Regions from separate parts of the Homo sapiens genome. Here region 1 is linked to region 2. A link is a contact called in ENCODE Hi-C or POLR2A ChIA-PET data. All regions are on one chromosome and are shown on one strand. Each heading gives the region's core, a stretch centred on a gene start or an enhancer-like site at or near the end of the contact. The rest is flanking DNA. Distances are from core to core; before and after follow the strand shown.

Region 1 (7,167 bases), core at 578-3,077, 120 kb after region 2:
TGCACGAAGTGCTTCCTAACTCCTGAGGAAAGGGTCCTGTCCTCCAGCTGGGCCTCCTTACAACAGGCCACTCACCCAACTCCCCTTCTTTCAGCCTGTCCTGAGACTCTGATCAATTAGGTACTGTTAATATAGCAGTGCCATTTCTTGAACATTGGGGAGTGGAATCCAACGTTTAAGAGAATGTGCTGAAGTCAGACACAGGGAGTTCAAATTTCAGCTCCCGTTACCATAGTCATCTGTTTCCTCCCTGTAACCTGAGTATAATAGAATCTACCTCCGATTGCTGTGAGGGCTAAACAAGATACACAGTGCCTGGGCTCACGAAAAGCATTCTTATGTTAGCCATCGTTGAGTTCCTGCCATGCACCAAATCACAAACACGTCAGGCAGTAGGCATTCTTTAGTTTACCCGGGAGGGAACTGAAGCTCAGAGGGGTTGAGTAACTTGCCTGTGATCATTACGTAAATGACAAAGGTGGCTTGAAACCCAGGTCCTGCCAGAGATTCCATAGCATTCCTGCTCTGATGTTAATATGCCAAGTAACTCAGCAAAGCAGGCTGGCAGGGCCTCTGCACTGTCTGTGTTTAGCACTCCTACTCCAAACCCAGCACATCACACCACAGAAAGAGAGAGAGCCTTTGTGGTGGGGAATAGTTCCATCAACAGTCCTTGGACTTGACTCTCAGTTGCTGCTCCAGCAATAAGTAAGTTTAGGAGCAAGAATGAAACTCTACAAAGCAGGCTTGCAAATAACTTTCTAGCCCACTTCCCCACCAGGAAGTCTCTGAGTGGTCAAATACAAACACTTGACAGGACAGTCTGCAAGACTGGGCTGGGCAGTTCTGAGGCTGGATTTAAAGGGCTGCAACCTCGCTCAGCCTGTGGGTTCCATTTTTTTCCTGAATCTCTACACCTGGCCCTTCCTCCATTCCATCCGGCCCAAGCCAAAGGTGCCTTCTCCATCAGTGCGTGCCTCAGCAGGTCTCCTCCCAACCCAGACATCATTCCCCAAGCCCGCTTCCCACCTACTCCCACACACGTTCCAACAGATCAGTGAGACCGAGTGCCAAGAAGCCAGACCCAGACTCAACTTTCTGCCACCAGCTCCCCTGCACACTCTCCTAATACCCTAAATCCACCAGGATCAAGCTTCTGAAAAGAAGCCCCTTAAGGGAGCATTAAGTCCCAGGACCCCGCATTTGCAGCAACTCCAAAAAATAATCCCTGAAGAGACTGCAGGTCAATCCACTCTCTGCCCCACCGCCACGTAGGTCCACTTAGGGGAAATCCAGAGAAGATTCACCTCCCTTGACAATTGTCAGCCCCCAGCAACACTCAGATCCCCTGACCCAACATTTCTGTGACTAAGTAGTCCCAGGGTTCTGCACTCCCCAGCAACGTCCCTTCCAGTCCCCAGCACCTCCCCTCCCAAGGACACAGAGGGAAAGCGCTAGCAATGTCTTCTTTCCTATCCCCTGCCCCCATCCTCTTCACATTGCGGCTACACTTCTGAACCCTCGGGAGCATGCAGATGTGTCTAACTTACCCAAAGAGAAAAAGAGACTGAGCCCCGTGAGGCTGAAGGCAGGGCGAGGTAGCCAGGCATCTCTGTGCATTTTCAGAGACTGAGATGTTAGTCGGGTGGGCTACGGGAGAGGGTGATTTGAGGGGGCGAGAACTACAAGGGAGGAATGGTTGGATGCTAAAAAAAAATGCACGGATGTACTTCAAAGACATATACAACATTAAGGAAGCTTTATTTCCATCTCTCTAATATGGCCGGCTTGTATGTTGCTGCTAAAAAGAGAGAGAGAGGGAGTGTGTAAAGGAGAGAGAGAGAGATGGGGGGGAGAGAAAAGGGGGATGGGGTAAATATTGTGGTTGGTGGATTTCAAAAAGCAGGTGGGAGGGCATAAAAAAGTCATTTTGAAAAGAACAAAATCCCAGAAATTTTTACCCTCTAAAACAAGAAATAATACAAACCCTGCTTTTTGACTTCACTGGGATGATTGTTGGATTTTGAAAGCTATTAGAGGAATCCATTTATTTTAAAGATTCTGGAAAGGGAAACACCTTTTATCATTTAAAAACACCCCCAGGCTGACGCAGTGGCTCACACCTGTAATTCCAGCACTTTGGGAGGCCGGATGGATTGCTTGAGTCCAGGAGTTCAAGACCAGCCTGGGCAACATGGCAAAACCCATCTCTACTAAAAATACAAAATTTAGCCAGGCATAATGTCGCATGCCTCTTGTCCCAGCTACTGCACCGCACTCCAGCCTGGGCCCTGCCTCCAGAGGGAAAAAAAAAAAAAAAACCTAAAAAAAAAAAGGAGATGCTTGTTTTTGTGTTATTGAAAAGGGTTCAGGAAAGTGAGTTGGAGAGACTTTCAAGGGGTAATGCTTTCCTCATTCTAGCGTTTCCTCTGAAAACAGAACATGTTGAAGCAGGCTGATAGAAAAATACCCAAGAGATCTTACAATTGAATGTAACACAGGCCTTTGGATAAACCTGATTCAAACAAATCAACAGGAAAGAAAAGTTTTTGAGACAATTGGGAAAAGTTAAATATGAACTACATAGTAGATTGTATTAATGAATCATTCTTAATTTTGTTGGGTCTGATAAAATGTGGTTTTGTCCTTTAACATCTCTATCTGTTAAAGACACACATGGGTGGCCGGGCGGGGTGGCTCACACCTGTAATCCCAGCACTTTGGGAGGCCGAGGCAGGCAGATCACCTGAGGTCAGGAGTTCGAGACCAGCCTCCCTAACATGGTGAAACCCTGTCTCTACTAAAAATACAAAAGTTAGCCGGGTGTGGTGGCGTGTGCCTGTAATCCCAGCTACTTGGGGGGACTGAGGCAGGAGAATTGCTTGAACCTGGGAGGCGGAGGTTGCAGTGAGTCGAGATCACTCCGCTACATCCCAGCCTGGGCCACAGAGTGAGACTCCATCTCAAAAATACATATATATATATTCAACGAAAAAAAGAGATGGGAGAATAGGTGACACGAGACTAGTTGTTTTGCTTGATAATTGAAACTAGCTGGTGATGGGTGTAAAGGGTTTGTCATATAGTTCTCTCTTCTTTTGTGTATGTTTAAAACTTTTCTTTTGAAGAAGGAAGAAAAAATAAGCTAACGTCATAAGTAGGAGAACTTGGTGGGTGGAGTCCAAGGTGGTCCTAAGCAGAGGTGACCCCCATACTCCTGGGGAGATGGTTAAGTAGGGCAGAGATTCGCATGCAGCAGTCACCTGCATTTGTGATGGGCCCTTTGTGTACCAAACAGGGAGCAACTAATATTTTTGAGCATAAACTCTGTGCCAAGCACTTTACATGTGATATCTCAATTTTTTATTTTTTTATTTTATTATTTTTTTTTAGACAGGGTCTCGCTCTGTCACCCAGGCTGCAGTGCAGTGGTGCAATCTCAGCTCACTGCAATCTCTGCCTTCTGGGTTCAAGCAATTCCTGTGTCTCAGCCTCAAGAGTAGCTGGAACTACATGCACGTGCCACCACCCCCAGCTAATTTTTTTGTATTTTTAGTAGAGGCAGGGTTTCACCATGTTGGCCAGGCTGGTCTCGAACTCCTGACCTCAAGTGTTCCACCTGCATCAGCCTCCCAAAGTGCTGGGAGTACAAGCGTGAGCCACCATGCTCAGCCTGTGGTATCTCAGTTTAATCTTTTCTTTTTTTGTGTGTGAGATGGAGTCCCGCTCTCTCTCCCAGGCTGGAGTGCAGTGGCGCGATCTTGGCTCACTGCAACCTCCACCTCCCAGGTTCAAGCAATTCTCCTGCCTCAGCCTCCCAAGTAGCTGGGATTACAGATGCCTGCCACCATGCTTGGCTAATTTTTGTATTTTTAGTACAGACAGAGTTTCACCATCTTGTCCATGCTAGTCTTGAACTCCTGACCTCGTGATCCACCGACCTTAGCCTCCCAAAGTGCTGGGATTACAGGTGTGAGCCACCGCGCCCCCACCCTGTCAGTTTAATCTTAACCCTGGGATAGGTGATTTCTTTTTCCTTTTTCTTTTTTTTTAATTTATTTATTTTATTATTATTATTATTATTATTATTTTTTTTTTTTTTTTTTTTTTTTTTTTTTTGCGATGGAATCTCACTCTGTGGCCCAGGCTGAAGTGCAGTGGCATGATCTTGGCTCACTGCAACCTCCGCTTCCCGGGTTCAAGTGATTCTCCTGCCTCAGCCTCCTGAGTAGTTGGGTTTACAGGTTCCCGCCACCATAATTTCTTTTTTCTTTTTCTTTTTCTCTTTATTCTTTTGTTGTTGTTGTTCAGACAGAGGCTTACTCTGTGGCCCAGGCTGGAGTGCAGTGGCACAATCTTGGCTCACTGCAACCTCCACCTCCCAAGTTCACGTGATTCTCCTGCCTCAGCCTCCTAAGTAGCTGGGATTACAGGCTCCTGCCACCACGCCCAGCTAATTTTTGTATTTTTAGTGCAGACAGGGTTTCACTATGTTGGCCAAGCTGGTCTCGAACTCCTGGATTCAAGTGATCTTCCCGCGTTGGCCTCCCAAAGTGCTGGGATTATAGGCATGAGTCGCTGCACCTGGCCTTTATTCTTTTTTTTTTTTTTTTTTTTTTTTTTTTTTTTTTTTAAGACGGAGTCTCACTCAGCTGCTTAGGCTGAGGTGCAGTGGTGTGATCTCGGCTCACTGCAACCAGCGTCTCCCAGGTTCAAGCAATTTTCCCTTCTCAGCCTCTTAAGTAGCTGGGATTACAGGCACCCATCATCATGCCTGGCTAAGTTTTGTATTTTTAGTAGAGACGGGGTTTCACCATGTTGTCCAGGCTGGTCTCGAACTCCTGACCTCAGGTGCTCTGCCCACCTTGGCCTCCGAAGGTGCTAGGATTACAGGCATATGCCACTGCGCCCGGCCTATTCTTTTTCTAGTGGCAAATGAGGAAACAGAGGTTCATGGGGCTCAACCCACCCAAGTTTACATATGAGAGTTTAAGGGCAGAGTCAGGATTCAAACCAAGGTCTTCGTGAAACTCTGGGTGTCTCCAGCATTCCACATTGCTTAGCACCAAGGGAAGGATAAATGGAGCTACCTCCAGGTTGTCTAGAAAGGCACAGGGAAGAGAAGACCAACAAGACACATGAAGCAATTAGCCCCTGCAGGTGACATAAAAGCAAGGGCTAAGAGGCAGGCTATGGAGAAACAGTGAGAATCCAGCACAGTGCCTGGCTCAGGGCAGAAACTTCGTCAGCAGACGGTGAATGACTGTACAGGGGCACACCTGAGTGAATTAATGAATCTGGAGAGCTAAGGGAGGAAAGTAGACACTGCGGAGGAAATGAAATCCTTCCAAGGCCTCTCAAGCTGTTCTGGGCTGGGGAGGAGCAAGGGGGCCAGGGATTTGAGGCAGAGTTGCCAGAAGGCAGAAGGGTGGGTAGTCTAAGAGCCCTTTGTGGTTGTCCCTGCCCAGATCACACACAGATTCTGTCCCCAAGTGCCTCTGTCCCATCCCTAGGGTCTGGCTCTGGCTGGCCCATTCACAAAACACAGGGCCCACAGGGCAGAATTGCAGGGAAGGAGAGGTGGGGCAGCCTGGAAGAAAAGTCTCCTTCAGTGGCCATGCCTGGCCCCATCCCCAGTGCCCTCCGGCCCTGAGGTCTACCCCGCTGTCAGCAGCTCACAGCTGTGCCCGGAGGGGTGGACTGGCACAAGCCGGGCCTCAGCTCCCGCTTAGGCGTGCACTGCCAAGTCCCACTCTGCAGCACAGCCATCCATGCTGCCGCAGACACATGTCAGCTCTGCCCCGTTGCCAGAGATTTTTGGTTTGACGTAGCCGGCCTCCTCTTTTTTTCTTAATGCAGCAGAGGGTGCCCGTGAGGCCCAGAAACTGAAGGAAGCTGCTTGCCTGTCTCACTTGGTCTCACATTAGGTCCAGAAGCTCCTATTTTGGGGGCATCTGAGGCAAGAAGTGGATCCAGAAGATCTGTTTCTATCCAGAATTCAGCAAAGAGAAACTACGTATCCAGACTTAGAACAGTCTTCATCCAACTCAGCCCCCCAGGACCAAGGGTCAGGAGGAGCTAGATCAAGGGTGAGGGGCAGTAGCAGGCAGAGCCAAGGCAAGAGAGGGGGAGAGCTACCCCGGAACTTCCCCACAACCCACTTGGGCCTCCAGACACCCATCTGCTCCGAAAGAGTAAGCCTTCCCCAGGAGCCAGTGAAAGTCTGGGAAGCAGCAGCTCTAAGAGGTGTTTTGCCGAATGAAGACACCAGTGTCAAAGATGTGCTTTTTTAGGAGTGAAGCCCTGTGGTTTTGGCATTTGTGCCCAGGGTTATTTATCAGTGAAGGTTTTATTAGACAGCTCTCAATTACCTACCCTGCTGGGAGAAGCAGTGTTACAGATAATTCAAAGGAAGGTAGTTTCCTTTTACCTTTGGAATGCCTCGTTGAGGCTATAGAGAGCCTCCCTAGTTATTTACCTTACAGCCTCACTTTTCAAAGTGTGGTCCCCAGGCCAGCATCATGGGTGTCACCTGGGAGTCTGTGAGAAAGGCAGTGCTACAGGCCCCACCCCAGTCCCAAGGAATCCAAATCTGCATTTTTTTTTTTTTTCTTTTTGGTTTTTGTTTGAGACGGAGTCTCACTCTGTCGCCCAGGCTGGAGCACAGTGGCGCAATCTTGGCTCACTGCAAGCTCCGGCTTCTGGGTTCATGCCATTCTCTTGCCTCAGCCTCCTGGGTAGCTGGGACTACAGGCGCCCACCACCACACCCGGCTAATTTTTTTGTATTTTTAGTAGAGACGGGGTTTCACCATGTTACCAGGATGGTCTCGATCTCCTGACCTTGTGATCCACCCGCCTCGGCCTCCCAAAGTGCTGGGATTACAGGTGTGAGCCACTATGCCTGGCCCGAATCTGCATTTTTAACAAGATCTCCAGGTGATTCTTGAGCATATTAAAGCTTGAGAAGCACTGCCTTCAGCCAATATCAAAAGGTTTGCATACCCTGAGCAAGGGGCCATTAGAAGCCAGGTTTGGGGGTTCAGGGAGAGGGGAGTAGGAAGCAGGAACAAACCTCGGATGAAATGCTGGCCTCTGGTGATCTGCAGAGCACATAGCAGTCTGTTCATGAGCTGCGAGGTAGGGATGCCTCTCTTCTCTGCCCCAC
Region 2 (7,357 bases), core at 4,156-6,655:
TGACATAAAACAAGGCTCAGAGTCGGGCCCCTTTATCTTTAAGTGATGATGCCACTTTGGTCTGATACCACATTAGATTAGATGGATGTGTGATCTCCTACCAAGCACACAGGAAGATTGGCATCAACCTTTGCACTGATGATAGGGTTTATGAAGAACCAGGAGGCCCCAAAAAACTGTAAGTCCTGGTGCCTGGCTGTGTCAGAAATGCAGTCTTAACATCAGGTAGTTTCCTGCCTGCTTAGCCCTCAACCTCAACAGACGCCTGGATATCAAGAACCTTGCCTTAAGTCTGAGCCAAGTTGTCCCTCCAATTAAGGCAAGTCAGGGCAGGTATAGAGCAGCTGTTCCCAAATTCTTCAGAGTTCCCTACGGATCTTTCAAAGAATGGAGTACCTGGGACCCACTCCAGACCTATCCAAGGAAACTCTCCAGAGGTGGGCCCAGGAATTTGTAATTTTCAATAAGCTCCCCAGGGGATTCTTTCACAGCCAGACTGACACCGTTTGAGTCTGGAGGACAGAGGAACAGGTCCATCAAAGTCTATTCATATGAGAGTCGGTATAGGGAGTTTCCCAAAGTAATTAGTTCTGGTTATCTCACTTTGAGGAGGAAGAAAGTGAGAGTCATACTGAACATACTTAAGTTTAGAGAGAAGGATGTTTAGATTTGAAAATGTATTGTTTTGAGTAAAGGAGTTTAAGATAAATAAACATTTTAAATTTCTTTGTAGAAGCCAGTCCCAAGAATAGTTTTATTACTTCCCTAAGCAAGATAAAGTCAAGGAATAGAAGTGAGCTTCCCTACCACTGAATGAGTTTTAGGAGTAAACCGGCTGCTGAGAGTCAGCCACCACCCCAATGCGGTGACCTTGGGAGAAATGACACACACTTTGTCCTTGTGTCAGTGGCCCACATGTTGTGTGCATCTGCGAGGGTCTAAGGGGGTTAGCATATTGTGACATGTTTACACGTGGTCTGTGACATGGATTTATTGGCGATCTCATCTGTTTTTAACTAAATTAACCAATTAACAAGCATTCTAGAATACATACACTTGTTGTGTGTCTGAAAACAGAGAGAAAGGGAGAGAGATGGAGACAGAGAAAATATCCAAAGAATGAGCCCTGGCCCCAGTCGGGGCTTTGGAGGTTGGCATTCTGGGGCATTCTTGACAGATGACACCCTGAAGCTCAGCTCTTCTGCCCTGACTCTTCCTCAACAGAATCTTGGTGGTGGCTCAGGACAGCCAAGATGTCATCTAGGAGCAGGCATGGGCAATACACCCACAGCCGGCCACAGCCATCTCAGAGGATCCCAGACCTTAGACTGTCCTGTCCAGAGACTGAGGGCTGGGAGAGATGGAGAAAACAGTGCTTCTGTTTGAAGGATTTAGTGGACGGAGAAGCCCCATGGACAGAGAAGCAAATAAGTTATTTCAGCAGCCAAACTGAGACTTTGAGTATGAGCTATGGCCACTCACCTTGGGGGCAGTCAAGGCAAAGCTTCCTTTACAGCAGCCTAAGCAAATGCCTTCTGTGGGCTGGGGATCTCTGTGACCCTCCACATTTGTCCCAGGGTACTGGCTTGAGTGCCTAAGCTTTGCTAGGCAAGGTCTGTGTCTTGGGAAGAAGGAGATGCAGACAGCAGCCCAGAGCGTTTCAAGGGGCTTGTTGACAGTCTCTTAGGAGGTGTCTCTGGGGCTCAGATGGAACCTCGCCAAGCCCTCTCTCTGCATGCCTCCCCATCACTGCCCCCAGAGTGGGGGTGCATCCGTTGGTAACATGGGAGGTGATCATAGTGGTACCCAGGAGCCATTTATTGTTTTAATAGCTATGCATTTATTTTCACGTTTTTAAGAAGAGACTTAACTAGCATATCAAATCCTGATTTTGTGGATTTTATGTCTTAGAACAAGGTTAAAGGAAGTAATTAATTTAAAAAAGTGAGTCAGATTTAAGAAAAATATTAGGCCGGGCACGGTGGCTCACAGTTGTAATCCCGCTGAGGCGGTCAGATCACCTGAGGTCAGGAGTTTGAGTCCAGCCTGGCCAATATGGCGAAACCCAGTCTCTATTAAAAATACAAAAAAAATTAGCTGGACCTGCTGGCGTGCTCCTGTAGTCCCAGCTACTCAGGAGGCTGAGACACGAGAATCACCTGAAGCTGGGCAGTGGAAGTTGCAGCGAGCCTAGATTGCGCCACTGCACTCCAGCCTGGATGACAGAGCGAGACTCCATCTCAATAAGAAAGAAAGGAAGAAAGAAAGAAGGAAGGAAGGAAGGAAGGAAGGAAGGAAGGAAGGAAGGAAGGAAGGAAGGAAGGAAGCAAGGAAGCAAGGAAGCAAGGAAGGAGAGAGAGAGAGAAAGAGAGAAAGAAAGAAAGAAATTAAGTAAATAATGATACAGCTGGCTCAGGAATGATGCAAAAGTCATAAAGTATGGGGGAAAAAAACAACAGAAAACAAAAAACAAAAAACACGGCCCTAGATTAAACACATGAGTAATAGCCAAACAGCAGGCCATCCCGGAAGAGATGGAGGTGCTTTCTAGAAAGGACATGACCTAAAGGAGTGAAGTGTCACAGGTCCTGGGCCAGGATGGGGAAGGGGAAAACCTGCCCTTCAGCTTTCCTTCCTCCTGCAGCCTCATGCCTATCGCCTAGGCTGAAGAGCTGCAAAAAAAAAAAAAAAAAAGCAAGTGAAAACGATGATGATTTTGCCAATAATCATAATGTACTACTTTTGCAACCAAAAATATATTTTTTTAAGTAAGAGCGCTATTTCACTAAACTTCCCAGGGACATTGCCAGCGTGAGCTTTAGCAGCAACGTCAGGGGTGGGCAGGGGTCAGGGATCTTTTCCAGGCCTCCACAGGGTAGCCACTGCCCTGGCACCAGGGACCACAGGAGACAATGCCACACAGAGCCAGAGAGGGGCAATGGCCCCTGCCAAGAGTGGCCGGGAGACTGGTCCAAACATTGAATTTGAGACACTGGCTGGGGACCCCAGAACCGTCTGTGAGTGATTTGAAGGGAAGCTGCAATTCTCGCATGTTTGTTCCACCCTTAATTTTTTTTTTTTTTTTTTTTTTTTTTTGAGACAGAGCCTTGCTCTGTCACCCAGGCTGGAGTGCAGTGGCGCGATCTCTGCTCACTGCAACCTCCACCTCCTGGGTTCAAGCAATTCTCCTGCCTCAGCCTCCTGAGTAGCTGGGATTACAGGCACACACCACCACGCCCGGCTAATTTTTGTATTTTTAGTAGAGACGGGGTTTTGCCATGTTGGCCAGGCTGGTCTCGAACTCCTGACCTCAGGTGACCCACCCACCTCGGCCTCCCAAAGTGCTGGGATTACAGGCATGAGCCACCGCACCTGGCCCATCCTTAATGCTTTTAATTTAATTTTTGCGTGTGTGCTTTTTAATGGTCATATATGTTTGAGTATAAATACAAATATACTTTATAAATACATAAATATCAGAGTGCATGCGCAAAATTGTTTATTGATGGGAGGCGTGATCTAAAGAGTCTGGCAAGGGTAAGTCCACGTTCCTCACTAACTACTCCTGCCTTGGATTGCCGTCAATGTGTCCGCCGTGCAAACTGTGCCTCCCACACTAGATGCTGAGGGAGGATAGTCAGGGAGGTGTTGTGGAGACCTGTGCCACTGAGTTCAAACCACCTCATGCTGAAGTGGAGTCACTGGGGCCTAGAAGGTACCAAGGGGCCCAGGATCCTTGTGGGGAGCGGATATAGAGAGGGTCTTTGAAGTCTCTCAGTACTGGAATGAGCACAGGGCTTGCCTTCAGAGGAGTGTGTGCTGGAGCCCCAGCCCTGGGACACACCAGTTGCACAATCTCAGGTGAGCCACTCTGACCTTCCAGGTTGTCTTCCATAAAATGAAGAGGCTGGTGAGTGATGTATACCTCGTGCTATTGCTGTGAGAGTCACATGAAGTAATGGAAGAGGAAAAGGGCCTTGGGGAATCACAGAACATCTTCCTTCACCCAGGCAGCATCCCAGGCACAGGTTGCCCCACAGGCCTCCTGGGCTCCTAGGTCTGTAAAGACGGGGTGCCAGCTGGGGGAACCTAGGCCAAGGCCCCTGCCCAGACAAAGCCAAGTCTGGCTCAAGTGGGCCAGAGTCATGCACAGCCCAGGTGAGCTGGGCACTAGCACCCAGCCACTGACACCAACCATCAGCTGCCCCTGCCATCTGGAGACCCAAGGCAGCTTTGGTTCTCCGTTTATCCCCACCAGACCTTGGGCAAGAAGGTGGGGAGCAGAAACAACTGACACATACAAAGTGGCGGTCACCCATCCTGAGCACCCCCGCAGTCCTCCTGCCTCAAAGCCTCCATTTCACTCACTCTTCTAGCCCCCACCCTTGCTTCCTCATCATAAGTGCCGGCCGATGCATGCATGTTGCAGAAAATAGGATAAATCAGGGTTGCTTTGATTGGTTGCAAGTTCAGAGGCTTTGGGGTTTTGTAGATCTGCCCGAAGCATTGAAACACCTAAATACTTGGATGATTCCTCTCTCCTTTGTCACCTCTGCCACAGGGATGCATCTTGAATCCCAGACCCAGGACTTCCAAACCTTTGAGCATCCTTTGTAGAAAATGGCTCCAGTGACCTCCCCCAATCCATCCCCACCCTATCTGCAGAAGAGCTTATCTGGGGGCAGGGAAGATGCTTTGATTCATTCCATTCCCCTATTTCTGATTCTCATCCTTTAGTAAAGCAGGAGAGACAGAAGGGATTGCTCTGGGCTTTTGTGAAGATGTGTGAGGGAGGTAGAGGCAGGCTCATGTTTGCCTGTATGCAGAGCCAAGAAAGGACCAGTGGATATCGGAGGCATTGTCTTTTATTCTAACTGGTGGCACAAGAAGCAGAGAAACTATCCTATCCAGTTTTGTACAGACGATGCTATGCCTTGTATTGTTCTCTGTGGATTTATAACAAAGGCTGACATCCTGAAACAGATGGGAGTTTCTCACACTCAGGCACACAGCTTGCTCACCCACCCCTGGGTCTCCCACAAGCCAGCTCACTGCCTGGCACACAGGAGCCATTCGTGGATGCTGAAGTGAGCCATGAGGACAAGGCCATGCCTGATTCGGCACTATCCTAGCACAGTCTAACACAGCTGGATGCTCGGTTTTCTTTATTTGATTAAAGGCAACTTAAATTAGCGGCCACTTCTCTCCTCCCCATGCCCTGGATGAGACCCTCATATTGAACACCCAGCAGATCTTGCAAATCAGGGCTGAGTCTCAGCGATCCATTGCACTGGTGATAGCCTGAAATTGAGGTTAAACCCAGGCGAGAGCTCTCCCAACAGCCCAAGAAGGGGGTAACGGTGAGAACTCTCACTACAGTGCAGACAGTGTAACAAGGGCTGCCAGCTCCACCCCACCTGTGCACACCCTTACCATCAAAACACACCACAGGAAGGGGAGAATAACAAAGCCAGCCATGTCATCTGTGGTTTCACCTCTACAGTGACACATTTTCCTGTACTGGTGCCCCAGCAGGGCAATCTTAGTTTAGGTTGATACTAATACTAATACTAATACTAATACTAATACTAATACTATACTAATACTAATACTCTTGGGTTGATTGTGAACAAGAGACACGGGTGACGCAGGGAGAGTGCTAGGTGTGAGGTCCCACCTGCCAGGTGTCTGAATCATGAACCTTCTGCAGAGGGAACAGTACTGCCTGCCTCCCTAGAACATGGCGCTGATGACATGAGAGGTGTGAAAGTGCCTGGCAAAGAGCGGGAACTCTTCCACACTGTACATTGTTTAAAGCGGGAATAAGAGTTGCTGTCCAGGTTCAAAGGCAACTCTTGGAACAATGCGGGTAGCGGGTGCTCTTTGCATAAACACCATAGAAAAGGTCATCCCCACCCACGTCCCCCAACAGCTGTGCAGCTCTGCCTCCCTTTCCCCAGAGGAAAACTCAGACTCCAGTTTCCCGCGTCCGGCCTTCTACGGCTGCTCAGGACTCCAGGGGACAAAAGAAGGGCGAGAGGCAGGAGTGAGAGGGAAGTGGGTGGTTTGCTGCAAGCGGGGAGCTGCTGAGGGCAGGCTGGGGCCCTGCAGGGAAGCAGGGAGATTGTGGAAGATGTGTCTCCCACGCAGAGGAGGATTTGCCAGGAGGCCAACAAGCTAAGCTTCAAGCCGCTCACTTGTACGGACCCTTCCAAGTCCCTCTTCCTAAGTTTGTATTTATAATTTTGTATTCTTCATCTAAGAAAGCCTCAAAACTATGTAAGCCTCAGGCCCCCACAGAACCTGAGTCTGCCCTGGCTCCCACATAGAATGCTTCTCTCCTCTGAGATAAGCCCCTAGCTCTTCCCTAACGTGATCGCCTACGCCCCCTTCCTTCCAGCCACATCCCACGACCCCCACCTGGGCATTTCTCTGTCCAGCCAAACATAGGCATTGGCTTATAATGTGCCCCTGCCTGCCTCTCCTGGAACCTCTCAGCCTGGGGCACTCCTGCTCACCCTCCGAGACCCACAGCAAATACTTCCAACAATAGGAAGCCTTCTCCCAGGTCCCAGACAGAATCAACACTTCATCCTGGGTGCTGCCACCACGCTCAGCATGTCCCTCTGTCATAGCACAAATACCCCACAGGGGACTGCACTGTTGAAGGTCCACCTCCCAGCCTAGGCTGTGGTTCCTCCAGGGTCCAGACAGGCTTATCTGATTCTGTGTCTCCAAAGCCTACTAGCTCACAGCCGGGTCCGGTGGCTCACACCCGGAATCCCAGCACTTAGGGAGGCCATGACGGGTGGATTACCTGAGGTCAGGAGTTCAAGACCAGCCTGGCCAACATGGTGAAACCCCCATCTCGACTAAAAATACAAAATTTAGCCAGGCGTGTTGGCAGGGCGCCTATAATCCCAGCTACTTGGGAGGCTGAGGCCAGAGAATCGCTTGAACCCAGGAGGCAGAGGTTGCAGTGAGCCGAGATCATGCCGTTGCACTCCAGCCTGGGTGACAGAGCAAGACTCTCTAAAACACACACACACACACACACACACACACACACACACACACACACACAAAGCTTACTAGCTCAGGGCTCCCAGGTACAGGGCAAATGTTCCTTGAATAAATGAATTAACTGATGGCCTCAGCCAGGGACAATGGCAGAGTGACTGAAAAGGTCGGACTTCAGTCCTGGAGTCCCACCTGCATGGCTCCCATGCTCTGGCAACCCTTCCTTGGATTCCTTATTCAACTCCTCCAAACAGCAGTCCTGAGAAACCATTCCTGCAACCTGAGCGCCCTCTGGTGGCTGAAATGTTGCCTTCCCCCAAGAACTAGAGGCAACGGG

Evidence for each region. A loop is a pair of places that touch in the nucleus more often than their neighbours do. ChIA-PET counts read pairs that join two places held with the same protein, here RNA polymerase II (POLR2A). Pooled maps may share reads with other maps.
Region 1: a map with no recorded cell type shows a loop between it and region 2 (2.8-fold over the local background). The contact joins the promoter of SCN2B here to the enhancer-like site in region 2. A Hi-C loop is called at or near these places in 1 of 168 maps with a recorded cell type or tissue (K562), 4 of 37 single-sample maps with no recorded cell type and 12 of 50 pooled maps. POLR2A ChIA-PET finds 5 or more read pairs at or near these places in 3 of 52 experiments (T-cell, activated CD8-positive, alpha-beta memory T cell and activated T-cell).

Annotation. Positions count from the first base shown.
Region 1 is chr11:118,174,812-118,181,978 of GRCh38, forward strand. SCN2B (sodium voltage-gated channel beta subunit 2) reads right to left here and starts at 1,828. Exons shown (of 4, transcript NM_004588.5): 1 at 1,551-1,828. The coding sequence starts at 1,620.
Region 2 is chr11:118,046,271-118,053,627 of GRCh38, forward strand. The region is part of intron 1 of SMIM35 (small integral membrane protein 35); the gene reads right to left. Among named protein-coding and RNA genes, the nearest start is that of TMPRSS4, 27 kb to the right of the region's middle. Within about 2 kb of position 5,406, at least 4 of the 41 ENCODE cell types and tissues checked have a DNase peak (open chromatin) inside an H3K27ac peak, as active enhancers do.